Regions from separate parts of the Mus musculus genome. Here region 1 is linked to region 2. A link is a contact called in ENCODE Hi-C data. All regions are on one chromosome and are shown on one strand. Each heading gives the region's core, a stretch centred on a gene start or an enhancer-like site at or near the end of the contact. The rest is flanking DNA. Distances are from core to core; before and after follow the strand shown. Region 1 has its middle 120 kb from the start of Gm46219. Region 2 holds the start of Rspo3 (R-spondin 3).

Region 1 (7,554 bases), core at 424-2,923, 290 kb before region 2:
TGTGCTCAGTCCAATGGTTGGCTGCATCTATTTCATACATTTAGCTAATTAATTAAAACTCCATTCATTCTTTCCCTCTTTGTGCTTTTTTTTCGAGGGGGGGGGCACTTACCCTTACATTAAAAATGCTCTTCAAAGCTAACATTGATAAATATCATAAATACATCAGCAATGTTCACTGTACTGGTTAATGAAACAACAGGAAGCTTTAATTGTGTCTAAAAACAGACACTGAGGCTCTTTCTCTCTCCAGCAGCACCTATAGTGGTTTTTGATCCTTTTCAAGAAGTGGAACTTCTCATTTGTCATTTCCAGTTCCAGTTCCAGTATTAATGTCTTTCACAGGGAGATGAGACAGGTAAACCACTGAGCATCTTTATTGATATAACATGGTTATACTACAGGAAGTAATTACAATTTGTTCTGCTTTTTATGGTGCAATATAAATCTCACATTGTTGAGAAAAGCACCTAAAACTATTTGAAGTCATCAGGGAGGCTACTGTGGCTATTAAGCTTGGTTTCCTGGTTTCAGTGACACTTACTTAGTGATAACAGTTTGTTATGGACTAGAAACAGCCGCTGGGGAAAGCTGAATGTTATTTGAAAGCTTCCCTGGAGAAATTTTGTTGTATGAAAGAATTATAAATTGATATACACTGTTTAAACTTTGATATCTTAATAAACTCTTCCTAATGAATAGTACACTAAATTTTCTAATACTTTTGGCTAAACATAATAGGACATGGTGTTGGGCTGGTTAACTTTTTATTCTCTCTAAATGGTAATTTAGGAAATGAGCTGTAAGCTCTCGGTGCACAAGTGTACCATAAAAATCCCATTGACTGAAATGCAAGCACAGTGGATCTGTCTGCCATGTGCCTGCCTGTCATGGCCTCTCAAGAGGTGTCACTTAATAGCATTCCTAAAATCACCTTGAACCACTAATAAGAAGAGAAAATGAAAAAGGGGGTAAAACCAGTTCCCCACTTAACAAATCAATGGGCATTTTTGTCTAGAGCCAAGTCAGAATTGAGAAATGCAATAACATAATATATTTTGGTCTTCTTCCAGAATCAGTGAGAGTCCTGCCAAAAAGCGAGAAACAGTATATCTGAAATGTTTGAAAGGCAGGAGACGTGCCAATCCTCATCCGAAAGGTTACTTGAGACAGGAATAGGGAGTTCCTGAATGATTGGCAGGACTTGCTGCCGTTATCAATTAACAGTTAGAAAGCTCACTTGATATGCCTGGTTATTTTACCCAGTACCAGAAAGGCAGCATTTCTCCATGGCAGAAGATAGTTACAGTTTATATAATATAAGCAACCAAAGAGTAGGCCTAAATGCAGTAAGAAGGGAGGAATTTGCTTGACAACAGTCATTGGCAACAAGACTAGGCCACGAGTGATGTGCCAATCATCCCATAATTTGATCATTTATCAATATCTTTCCTGCTAGTCAAAGAACACCTACAAGGAGTACTGGCTAGTGCTTATCAACCACTGTATAGCTCACAGAAACATAACATTTGGATAGTAATAGTTCTGCTCAATAGGCATGCAATGATTTGTGTAATGCCTCAACAAGCTAGTCTGGTTTGTTTTCCTTTAAACATAAATTCTTTGAGGCTCTACATGACTACAGAAGGAGAACAACTAGGGACAGTTCCAAAAAAAGATTGTACAATGTGTTCCTTTGCCCACTTCTGCTGCCTTTTATGTGACTATGGGGCCTGGTAGGACTGAAGACAGGAAAGTAATTATAAAGCTGCATCAAACCAAATATGTTTTACCTTTTTTTCCTCTCCTACATTATTGCTGAGACAAAAATCTGATAGCACAATGTTTTAATTTGAGAAAGAACTTTCTATTCTTCCTAATAGATAGATGTTTGCTTTGAGGGTACACTAATTCCTTCAAGTAACTGGAATATTCATTTTTGGATCATGGTGAAACATATGGCCCATAATAATGGACATACCCCTTACATTAGAACATATTGCACTTGACATGTATTCAAGGATTATAGACTGTTATGTTTCAGGGCTACAGTTTAGCATTATTTTAGAAACTGGTCTTTCTCTTTCTCCTGTTCTTCCTTTTCTTTTTTTAAAATGTGTGTTAATGTCTCCTTGTTGTTCATAAACCACGAGTGATCCATGACATAGATTTTCAGTGGTAAACCAAACTCTCCCTTTCATAGATAACTTGATATAAAACCGATTGAATGAAATGTTAATTTGAGGTAAATTGAATTGAAGATTTTATTAATGCCTTAGAAGATCTGGAAGTACTTTTAGAAAAATCTAGTTAACGTTCTTTAATTGAAGAGAGAAATTTTCAGATCCAGAGAGATTAAATCAAACTCTAGGGCTGTAGAGATAGCCTAGCACTTAAGAGCACTTATGGTTCCTGCTGAGGATTGGTGTATAATTCCCCACACCCATGTCAGGCAGCTCCCAACTTCTTGGAGCTCCAGCTGCAGGGGATTCAATGTCTTCTTCTGGATTTGGAGCGTGTGTGTGTGTGCGCGCACTCTCTCTCTCTCTCTCTCTCTCTCTCTCTCACACACACACACACACAAATAAAAATAAATAAAAAATCTTTAAAAGTAAAATTTTCAACTAAAATTGTAAATAAGGTGCACATATTTAGCTATGCTAACAGGAGATCCATTAAAAAGAACATTGAAGAATACACAAGGAATAAACTAAACAAGCAAAATGTTTAAGAAAGTAGAAGGCAGAGTGATAACAAGGTTAATAGATTTAGAAAAAGAAAACAGCAGCAGCACTGTTAGTGGTGGAAATGCAGATAAGCTGGATTTATACATGCAATGTCCTCAAAGCTGAAGTCTCAGAGGCGTCAGGGACTCCTGGTATAGAGGCACAGAAATGGAGATACAAAAAGAAGTACAGCTCCAATTCCAAAATGATTCATATGCTGAAAAAAATGAAATTAATGAGCATTTAAAATAGAAAACTGGGATACGAGCCTAGAAATCTGGCTTACCATTCTGTGTTTTATTTATTATGTGAACATTAACATGCTCTCTCTCTCTCTCTCTCTCTCTCTCTCTCTCTCTCTCTCTCTCTCTATGTGTGTGTGTGTGTGTGTGTGTGTGTGTGTGTGTGTGTGTGTGTGTGTGTGTAAGATAGTCAGAGACAGAGAGACAGAGAGAGAAAGACAGAGAGACAGAGAGACAGAGACAAAGATGGACAGAGGCATACACAAAGATATTCTTTTTTTTTTTTCCATTTTTTATTAGGTATTTCGCTCATTTACATTTGCAATGCTATACCAAAAGTCCCCCATAGCCACCCACCCCCTCTCCCCTACCCACCCACTCCCCTTTTATGGCCCTGGCGTTCCCCTGTACTGGGGCATATAAAGTTTGCGTGTCCAATGGGCCTCTCTTTCCAGTGATGGCCGGCTAGGCCATCTTTTGATGCATATGCAGCTAGAGTCAAGAGCTCCGGGGTACTGGTTAGTTCATAATGTTGTTCCACCTATAGGGTTGCAGATCCCTTTAGCTCCTTGGCTACTTTCTCTAGCTCCTCCATTGGGGGCCCTGTGATCCATCCAATAGCTGACTGTGAGCATCCACTTCTGTGTTTGCTAGGCCCCGGCATAGTCTAAAAAAAACTAAACTAAAGATTGTCAGTAAACATCTAGTTGCTAATTCTTAGAGCTCTTCTTTACTCCTTTTCATTTTAACTAGGAGACTATCTTAAAATATTTGATTGAACATATATTTAAACATATTTTACCTTTGTATTTTTAAAAGATGAATTTTTAATTATGGTTATGACATTGGGTAAAAGTAAAAAAAGTATTGTTTACATTTTATTTTCAAACATCATTACTTATTTTGTGTAAAATTATGCTCACCTTTGACCTTAAGTCAAACGTAGTTATATCTTATGCCACCGGATCAGTAGGTAACTAACTAATTGTTATCTTTTATGTCTTTGATGATAATCAAAGATCAACTTATATAAAAATGAACATAAATCTGCCTACTAACTTAAAGAAATAGTATTACATCCCAGTGGACATGTGCCCAGGACTGGCTTTTCTATTAAAGTGTCATATGAAGTGACCAACCTGTCCTTGTGTACTTGGGGCATTACCCACTTAGGATCAGAAAGCTCTACATCAAAAGAAATCCCTCAGCTCTTAACAAGCAAGTGTTTCTCTGACCCCGAGAACAAGCTGTCACATGAGGACCTGTAAACCAATTCTGTGGGGAAAAGCAACACAGTTTCACAAAACCCCAAATATTGATATTCCACAATATTAAAAAAACAGTTTATTCTTTAATTTTATATTTGCAGTTTGTAAGCAGCCATCAGAAACAGAGGTGCCAAAAATCCTTATAAAAGACCATCCTTCTGTGGTTCTAAGCCAGGGCCAGTAAAAAGCCAAAAATTTCCAGGCCAATTCTGAGGACTTAAAAGGTTCCGATAGTTCGGATAAGCTTTGGACAAGCGGCCAAATTCTGGAAGCATATCTGAACTTGCTCCAAATCCCAAACCTTTTGAGGTTTACTTCTTCTTAGTCCAAAGTCATTGCAAGAGCTGACAGCCCCTTCACAACTTTACATGAACAATAATGAGTCTGAGATTATTGGAGGCGCCAAGTCACGCCATCCCTTCATTGTTTGGATAATAAAGTTCAGAAGTACTGAGGGTAATCTTGGAGAGAGACAGAGACCAACTTTTACTTATCTTTTTTGGTGTTCACTTCCTTTTTAGCTAATTAAACCTTCGTTCTTCACAGGAAATAAAATTTTGCAACCTCCATAATAGTTTGGCTTCATAATACTGTATATATCTTTTCCCAGTTTGTCTGGAAAAACAGGAAGAGAGAGGTGCCAGCGTGAGGACCCAGAACAGCAAGTTATCTTTTTAAATTAGCAGATTTTTCTTTGCATATGGCCAAAGATAGCTGTGCCACTGGGTCAACAAGAGTGCTTACCCTGGATCGCTGTCTGGAGCATTAGGGAGATGGCAGGGGAAGAGGCCTAGAGATAAATGGGGCTAATTTTTAAGCACTGCGGGTCAGTGGTTCTGATAGTTTCTTAGAAGCTACTTTATATGGTCATGTATAACCCTCCCAACAGGCTGAGTCAAGTCTGATGCAGAAGGAGGCAAACAAGAAAAGAAATCCATTTACAAGCTTGAAGCACGTTCAAGACAGTGACGGTTGTTCATATCCTACCATCTTTGTGGGGACTCTGGACCATACTCTATGTAACTCCCAACTTTCTCTTGCCTATTCATTGAAGACCAGTAAGCAAAGAACACTAAGGACCATCCATCCATATAGTCACACAGCTATTATGAATTCTACTTTAAAACCATCTGAGGAAATCTTTTCCCTAATGAATTTCTAAAGGAAGATAAAAGAGTGGAAAGGAAAGAAAGCTACATAGGAGATACACACAATTAACACATTTTGATTTACCACTTGGAATTTTACATATGGAATCTAATAACAATGAATATTCATACAGAATAACCAACTGTCAAGCAATGTGCTAATTAAGCAGATTTAGTGGGAGAAAGGGGTGGAAATAAATATGCTAAAATGAAAAGGGAACTCAGCTAAGATAAATGTGTGTCTTTATTTCCATGTTTTCTGTTTTGAAAAACACTGTAATTCCCAAGTTCCCCAGGGGTTACAATATATAATAATGTAGATTTTGCTGTATGTTGTATCTATGCTTACAAACAATGACAACTCACAACACTTAGAAATCTTGTGTGATAAGCAAATTTGAGAAAAGTTTTAAGTCAGATCACTGTCAATTAAAAAACAGAATGTTATTCAAAGAAACTTAGGAAAATTAAATACCCTTTAGATGACGTGTCTAAATCCTTTCTGCTTTTTCAATGATGACAATGATACAAAAATAGGTTTTTGCATTTTTGATGTTAAATGTGAAAATCTAGTGTTTGGAGTATTGAGGTTCTTTTCTCTCTAATTACAAGCATTTGTAGCATGAATAAATTAGATAATATAGTTTTGATTCTAGAAGCAATTCTAGCCGCCCTACCTTACTTCACAGACGTGATGCAGCTTCTGTGAATGGCAGTGAGGGCATAAAGGGAAGGTAGGTAACTCAAGCAAAGGATTTTCCATTTCTGCAATGAACAATGGTCAAAGGATAAAAGGGGAGAGTGGTAAATGGTATCTTATATTGGTGGGGTTTGCCCCAAACAATGTGATGGAGAACCACCCACTGGGGGTTCTCAGCTGTCTGTTGCTTGGGTATGCCTCCACGTTTTACACCGCTATAAGCACTTCATAAAGTAGAGTATGTCAGAGGTGCGCACTTTTCAGAAATCTGATTTTTTATGCAACTGGTAATTGAAAAGCCATTGAGAAAGTATTAAAAGCCAGAAATAGATCCACTTTCCAACATAGTTTCTTGAGACAATAATGGCTGTGTGGGAGCCATTTTAGGATAGAAGAGGACCAAGAATTGAGTAATAGAGAAGAGCACACATTTGACTGTTCCTCTTCAGCGTTAGCATGCAGCCTGAATAAACCTGACCATCTCATTTAGGATAATTAAGTATTTGAGATAAAGGAAATGGCATCACTTGGTGAGACATCATGTGGTTCAACTTATTTGTTTTACACGTGATTGAACCAATTTTCTAGGATCTCAAAACAAGCTGATGAAGCAGGGTGACAGCCAAACTTTCTGAAACCAATGCCAGTTGGTACAAGAGACACTGGGGGTGTGATTTCCAGGAAGCTCTCCTGCATACAATGTCTGCAGAATTCTTAACCAAGTCAAACTACTGGTAGCAGTGAATGAGTATATATTTATTATTAAATAATCTTTAATACAGAAATACCCATGCCCAGATATTGCACTGTCCTATAATAAAGCTATGTGTTTAGTGTGCAAAACAATCAGTTATATAATACTATCTGAACAATAAAATATATAAACATGACTATTCATATATGACTTTATTTTATCACCCTGGATTGTCTTTTACACAAAAATTAGTTTGTGCAGGCTGCAGTACTTCCAATATATGTACACAAGTATATATAAGTGGTAGTGTATTAAATATAACTCACACACACACTCTCTCTCCCTGGACTATTGAAAGTTTATTCAGCTGTTTTTGATGCCTTGTTCCTAGCCATCTTTTAAATTATTTTTTTTCTTTTATGAAAATAGACCAAATCTGTCCATATGGCATTTGGATATAATACTAATTTTGATTTCTTGTTGATTGCATGAGGAAAGAACTTGAACATTAGCTTTAACAGGCTTATCACAAATTCTCCTCACCATCTTCCAGCCCACAAAGTGAATTTTGTATGACTGTTTTCTTTACCCTTTCCGTGTAGACAGCATTATTCACTATAAGCACCGTTATGGAACTAATTGTCATTGAACCACACAGCAAGCTGACAGCTACTTAAACAGCTCATGATCCAGAGCGGGTTGAGGGAGGCCAAATGCTTCTTTTTTTCAACAAGTTCATTTCATCTAAGGGGTGGAAAATAATTTCATTTAAAGAT
Region 2 (6,969 bases), core at 2,914-5,413:
ACCCTACTCCTTAGAGTCCGTCCTTACCACCCCCCTCCCATGGTAAGATCCACAAATCAAACTGAACCAGATGGGTGTCTCCATGAGATATAGCAGTTCATATCTCAGCTTTTTATAGGAGTATGCCCAGAATTGGGAGGTTAAAATGTACACTTGCTTGGGATCTCAAAGTCTGCAGATACAGAGGCAGATAAACTAGTCCTGGGTTTATCTTTGCTAGACCAGAGTCCTTTAGGATTCCTGTAAGAAGCTAGACATTTCCAGCAGAGTGACGCATTCAAAAGCAGATTTCTAAATCTGGACCTATTCAGTTAAACACAAGTCTGTAAGTGCGAAGTGTGATGTCATACAGCTAGAAATAGCTTCAACATTTGGAATTACAAGCCTGTCTCTCTCCCTTTCTTGAAGGTATTGTTATTATAGTCAGTACATTCAGAGTCTTTGGAAATTACTTGGTTGAATTTCATTCTTCAAATAAAGAAATCTGGGAAGCAATAAAGATGCAGAGGCAGGACTTGCCATGGTGCCCAGATTTCTAAGCCTGTACCTTAAAAGTAAAAACCCTATAATCCAGCAAAATATCCTAAGGTGTTACAATGAATACTGCTGGGTATTTAGTTAAATGATGCCATGAGAGAAATTAGTTTTGAAATAAAAACACACCAGACAATGTTCAACACGGTTTTATAAATGTCCCATAACTTCATAGAGAAGGAAAAACATTCTTAACTGTTGACAGACAGTCCTCTGTCTATCTATTCAAGATTTCCATTTTCTTATTTTGTTAATGCGAATCACTTCTTACATTGGTCTAGTAATCCTATCTTTGTGTAAAAGGGTGGTTAGACTCCATCTACTAATTTCAATGGCTTTTAAATAATCTATCTGCTCCATGCTCCTGAGATGGTTTCTGACTACATTAGTAACACAGACTTTGCCAGCAGTACCCTGTTTGATTTACTCACTCACATGCATCCAGATCCGGGCAACTGGCGAACAGAGCATTTTCTGAATCTGCATATTAGCTCTATGGCATAGTGACTGATGTCAGTTCCAACTTTGCCAAACATCTCTCATCACTACAAGCTGTACCCCATTCCAAAGTCTTAAGTCTGCTCTCTCTTTTTCTGGAGCAAGCTCCCTTCCACATATTTGCTATATGGATTCAACAATGTGACAATCATGTTTGTTCCTTAAAGTGCTCCTGCTGCAGTGGATAAAAATAACTTCTTACTGTTGCCTTTGCCTGGTTGAGGGAGGCAGTGTGGAAAGATGAGAAATTGCAGCCACATTTTGGATATGTTTATCTCTCCATGTTTATCCAAACCCACACTATTCTTTTACCCTGAGTCTCCAACTCTTAATCCTAGCATGATGTGACAAATGTAAAATCATAAGAAAATTTCCAACTTTGCGCTACACCCGTGGCTTCTAAGTTGTTTTAGTATGGCGGTTCAGTGAGGCACTGTCAGCTTCTATGAACATTATTTTAATCTTTGCTGAATTGGAAAACTAGGTGCTTTATTGCACAAAATAGTCTATGGCATGCCTTCTGTAAGCTTCTGGAACAGTTGAGGGAATGTAAGACACAGACAGGCAAGTAAACACACATTTAATACTAAGGTAACATGGACCAAAACGGGGGAAAAAAAAAGGAGTTATTCTAAAGAAGGGTGTCAAGAAAGAAAGAATGTTCTCCCAATTTATTTAATGTTTTCCTTATGTTTCCTCTGAATGGTGCTTGTTCCTTGACAAGCTTTTCCTGCCCACTGCATCTAACACTTCTTTTCTGGGATGGATCAAGAACCTTAGCTGCTCAGTGGGTTTGTTTATTTACTTACCCTGCCATTCCTGTTCTCATCCTAAAGAACATATGTCTGCAGAGCACACGGGGAGAAGAGAAGTGGGTGTCCGTCATTGTGCTCATTTCCCTGAACTGTTCCACCAAATTGCTTTTTTATATGCCTTTTGCAATCTCATCCTATCCAGCTCAAGTAGCCTGGATTAGAAAGGCTGTCTCTGGAGTCCTTTTCAAAGGGAACCTCCCATAGCTTTTAAGCCCCCCACAGTTGATGATGCCGATATTCTGTATCTGAGGTATTAAACAAGAAGGAACAAAAAGCTGATGGGGACAGGCACAAAGAAATACAGTGGTTTTTTCACCAGATAGTCATTGTTGGAATTGGGTGGGCATCTGCAACTTCCCTAGTTCAGAGTGATAAATTGTCATTTATCAGTAGACTGTGTGTTCTCTCCTCCATCTCTCTCTCTCTCTCTCTCTCTTCTCTCTCTCTCTCTCTCTCTCTCTCTCTCTCTCTTTTCCTGTGTGTGTGTGTGTCTGTCTGTCTGTCTCTCTCTCTCTGGGTATGTGTGTGTGTTTGTGTGGGTATGCACCCTTGTGCATCTCATGCAGCTCCTGCTACTGTCCAGAAGTTTTATTCCAGAAAAAGAATCTGTGTGTAAATGGGAATTCTTAAAACCAAGTAAGACAAATCATACTCTGAAAGGGTCACTGCTTTCTTCATACTTAGAGAATAGTATGCCTGTTTTCAAACTTCCAGTAAAAGTAGGCAAAACATTTAATAATGACTTAGCAACAAAAGGCCAGCATCTCAGATTCTGTGTTTTAAAGCTTTGCAAAGAAAAACTATTCGAGGTCTCCTGACTTTTGTATCCAGGCCATTCCATCTCAGCCCCAATCTTGGGCTACATAACAGGCTCCAGAGACCTGGAACCTGGGGTGCTTTTCAATGAGACAGGCAGGAGCTGTGGCATTTGCTTCTCCTCTAACTTATCAACGCATACATTGAAGGCACTCCTGCAAATCTCAGTTGGTTTCAAAGTGGCCTGCCTGTAATCCAATGCTGCATAAAGCTTTAGCATTACAAAAGAATCCTTCAGAATACTCATCAGCACCCTTAGGACAGGTTTACATTAAAAATGCTTTGAGGCTTGTGACCTCCAACAAAACAATTCAGTAACTATAAGTGTCTGTGCTACAGAAGAAGAGGTAGGATGCCCAACAGCGGAAGTCATCCCAGGGCCTGGTCTTTTCCCTGGTAGTGGTTTAACCTGAGAACCTGATTCTCTCTCTCTCTCTCTCTCTCTCTCTCTCTCTCTCTCTCTCTCTACTGCCAAGAGCCCTCTACTCCCACTCCCCTTGCTCTGGAAACAGAAGCAAGAAATGGAAATGGACCTTTACTCATTATCACCAAATGGAGACAATCTTTCCACATAGTATTCTCAGTCCCCCAGATGAGAAACCAGAATGTACAACAGATCCTCTCAACAGCATAAGAAGATGAGAGAGAGAGAGAGAGAGAGAGAGAGAGAGAGAGAGAGAGAGAGAGATTAACACTCTTTAACAGTGACTACTTAGGGAAGTGCCTGAGGGAGGGGGGATCTTGCAGAGCAAAGGCTGGGCTTGGAAGAAAGCCACAGTACAATTGCTTTTCCATCCAGGTTACCCAGAGAGCTCACACCTCTGGGTCCTCCCCTTAGGATCAGGTAAAGCACCTTCAAGTTGAAGGGTAAACTCCCACCTAAGCCCCTTGAGACCACACAACACAACCACAGCTACTTTCCCTGGAAAAAGGGGGGGGAGGGAGTTGGGGGGGAGGGGAGGGTTAAAGCAACAGAGAGACACTGAGAAAGGCTAAGAGTTGAGAGGGCATCTGTATCCAGAAATCCCAAGAAATTAGGAACAAGAGAGTCGAGTGGTGAACTTCCCAAGAGCAGTTGCTGGAGTGAGGCAGGGTCTCTGAAGAACTGAAGGACATGGCCACTACTATGTGGTTAGATCTGCCAGAGGCCAAGGACAACAGAAGCATTGGGTCTGGGGTATTTGGTACAGCTGGGACAGAAACCACCAAACCCCAGTGCGCCCACCTTGCCGGGTTCAAATTGTCCCTCCCCCAACCCTGCTCCCGTTCTCCCGCCGTCTTTGCTGAGTCCAGAGATGCTCCGCCACAGACCCGGGACCCCTTAGGCGCCTCTTCCCGTCCATCTGCCAAATCGCAACGCCTGTACTTTTCCAGCTCCCTCTTTCCCTCTTGAAATTGAAAGTTATTGAGGTCGCTCCGGGTTGTTGCTCCTCCCCGTCCCCGAGCTCCCCCCGCCCCCCGCAGCCATCCCGTCTCCCCCTCCCTCCTCCTCCTTCCCTATGGGGTGCTCCTAGCCCGGCCCAACACTGGAGCGGCTCCTGCTCAGAACGCCAGAAGCAGCTCGGGTCTCTCCAGCGCCCCTTGACCATGGCTGCGGTACCCACGGCGTCCGCTTCCCTGCGCTCCCGGGGTCCCTGCCACAGCCGCAGCCGCTGCAGCCTCTGAGCCCCAGGGGCCACTGCTCGCCTGGATTCCGCCCGCAGCCGCCGCTGCTGTGCAACCGAGGCTAACCTGCGGCCAGCCAGGAGGCTCCTGCAACCTTCGCTCGCGGCGATGACAGCCACCCCAGAGCAGCCGGCTGTGTTCGGACAATTTGAGAATGCAATTGTTGGTTTCCCGGTCCACCCGTCCCGCTTCGCTTGCCATCACAGCACGCCTGTTGGATCTCAGTGGAGAAGTCCCGCTGCTCTGGTTTTTCTACTCTTCGTATAGACTCGCCTAACACCTACATACATATTTTTCTTTAAAAAAAAACATTAAATATAACTAACAGTGAAAAGAAAAAGGAGAGAAAAAAGGGAAACATTACAGGGTTACTATGCACTTGCGACTGATTTCTTGTTTTTTTATCATTTTGAACTTTATGGAATACATTGGCAGCCAAAACGCCTCCCGAGGAAGGCGCCAGCGAAGAAGTAAGTTTGGGGTTTTCTTTTTTTTTGGGGGGGGGAGTGGGAGAGGAGGGGGTATTGTTGTTGTTTGTTTTTGTTGTTGTTGTTTTGGTTTTGCTTTGCGTTATGTCTTTGCTCCCTTCCACCACATTCACCTGTCAGCTGGTTTTGCCTGCCCAGACCCAGCTGCTGGAGGAAACAGTCTTTTCAACCTACACCCTATGCCTCCCACAGGAGATAGCAACTCGGGGCACTGGCTCTTCTACTCCAGTACACAAACCAGTACTGGAGTCGGTGCACCCGGTGCTAGTCTGCCCCCCCCCCCCCCCCCCCCCCCCTGTAAATCAGGATCTGGAAATCTTTCTTTCTTTCCTAGATTCGCTGTAGGGATTTGTGCTTTCCTTTGAGGCTCCGACGGAGGCCTAGAGCCCCAGGCAGTTGGGTCTCCCTGCCTTTGGGTTGTTTGATAATGGCAGGCAAGGAGACTGGGATCATCCCAAATTCCCGCCTGGCTCCGGGAACCTTGGCTGCCCCTCCCCCTAGGTTGTTTTATGGTAGTCTAGTCAATCAACCTGGGGCGGGCCCAAGGGACAGTGAGCAAGCTCCCGCGCTGCAGCTTCCCACGAAGCGCACGAGTGGAGTGGCGCTGAGGCGCCAGGGCTTCCACGACTGTCTGCTGAGTTGCCCCATGTCCCATCCTCTGGGGTTGGAAGTCAGAGGAACTCCAGAGGTTCCGAACTTCAGTCACTTTCACGCCTTGCCTGTCCCCACGTGAATGCTCTGGCCACCTCAGACTCTTTAAAGGGGGTCCCCTGAGACAGGCGCATACTGAGAGTCGGGTTCCCCCAGCACATCTCCTCTCTGCTCTTCAGTCTATTACACAGGAGAGTATTATGTCCTGGCTGTGTGAAACTGTGCCTTTGCTGGAATTAAATGGATGCCTCAGGGCAGCCTCCACCTAAATTGGTGCAAGGCATGCCCGCATCTTTCAGAGATTCGGGAACAGATGTAAGGGTGGTTTCTCTTTTTGTTCCCGGGTGGCCCAGCACGCTGTTGTCAGTGCCCGCAAAGGTTGTCCTTTCGAAGAGCTAAGGACAACCCTGACTCTACCGAGGGCTCTTGGCCCCCCTGGGGTAGTTACTAAGGAAAACTAACAGAAAAAAACCAGTAAAGCAATTGCTTTGGTAGCTTGGATCTGGGGGGTTGTTCAGCCCATGACCTTGTCTGGTTCCCAGATGAGATCTCTTTCCCAAGTGTCCAGCCCACAAAACCCTTGAGGCAGGGATGTTGGTAGCTCTTAGGACACAGGACCACTTGTGTGGGGTGGAAATTTAGCAATCTCCTCTCTCCACTGTTTGTCTCTGTCCTGGCCCAGGACGTGAGGGTCCCCTGAAAGCTCCCTTTGTACCTCTAGCCCAAGCCAGACAAAGTTTGATTCACCTGAAAATTGCCTTTAAAAATCGTGGCTGGGCGGGAATACCAGAAGCTTGGAGTCCGAGTTGGCCCTATTGCCTCTAGGATCGCTTCTCAGCGCAGGAGAGCCTAAACTAAACATGTCAGGGCATCCGATTTATTATTCTTGGCCTCTGAGTGGTTTGTATTCTTTGGAACCCTCCCACCCACTCTATCGCTCAGGCCCTGCTGCTGCGGTATACTGAAGCGGCAGCCTGGGGGGCCACATCGCCACTCCTGGCCAGCTTGGTCCGCTGGGCACTGAGTTTCGGGGCCAGTGAGGAAAGCGAAGCTAGGAAGAACACGGCTGTTTGCCCCGCATAGCTCATGCCAATAGGCTTATCCCAGTCTACTCCATTCTGTAGTGTCCCGGACCCCGGAGCTACACACTTGCCGGGGTGGGGCAGGGTCCTGTGTCTCAGCATCACTGGTACCTGAGTTTTTGGTTGGGTGCGGGGGCTTCTGTTTCTGAAAGAAATAAAAGAAAGCAAAGAAAGTTTGTTATGCGTTCGTTCCCATCTCTACACCCCAAAGGACCAGAGTGGGGAAACTCAGAATGCGCACATCTGGGCTGGAACTAGGGCGATGATTTGTGAAGTCTAAAAGAGACTGCTTTTCTCTCTTCCTGTATCATCTCAAAGCCAAGTCAAAGGCGCCCTCTCGTTGTGTTGCGGGGTTAAGAAACAAAATAAATGGAATTGAGCTGGAATTTCAGTGATTCTATGGTAATGGGTCTGGAAAAG

The links. A loop is a pair of places that touch in the nucleus more often than their neighbours do.
Region 1: a map of left cerebral cortex shows a loop between it and region 2 (5-fold over the local background). The contact joins the enhancer-like site here to the promoter of Rspo3 in region 2. A Hi-C loop is called at or near these places in 3 of 37 maps with a recorded cell type or tissue (left cerebral cortex and mouse trophoblast stem cell).

The regions. Positions count from the first base shown.
Region 1 is chr10:29,818,740-29,826,293 of GRCm38, reverse strand. No RefSeq gene overlaps it. Among named protein-coding and RNA genes, the nearest start is that of Gm46219, 120 kb to the right of the region's middle. Within about 2 kb of position 1,673, at least 1 of the 3 ENCODE cell types and tissues checked has a DNase peak (open chromatin) inside an H3K27ac peak, as active enhancers do; it is left cerebral cortex, where a contact is called at or near this core.
Region 2 is chr10:29,533,061-29,540,029 of GRCm38, reverse strand. Rspo3 (R-spondin 3) reads left to right here and starts at 4,163. Exons shown (of 5, transcript NM_028351.3): 1 at 4,163-4,798. The coding sequence starts at 4,702.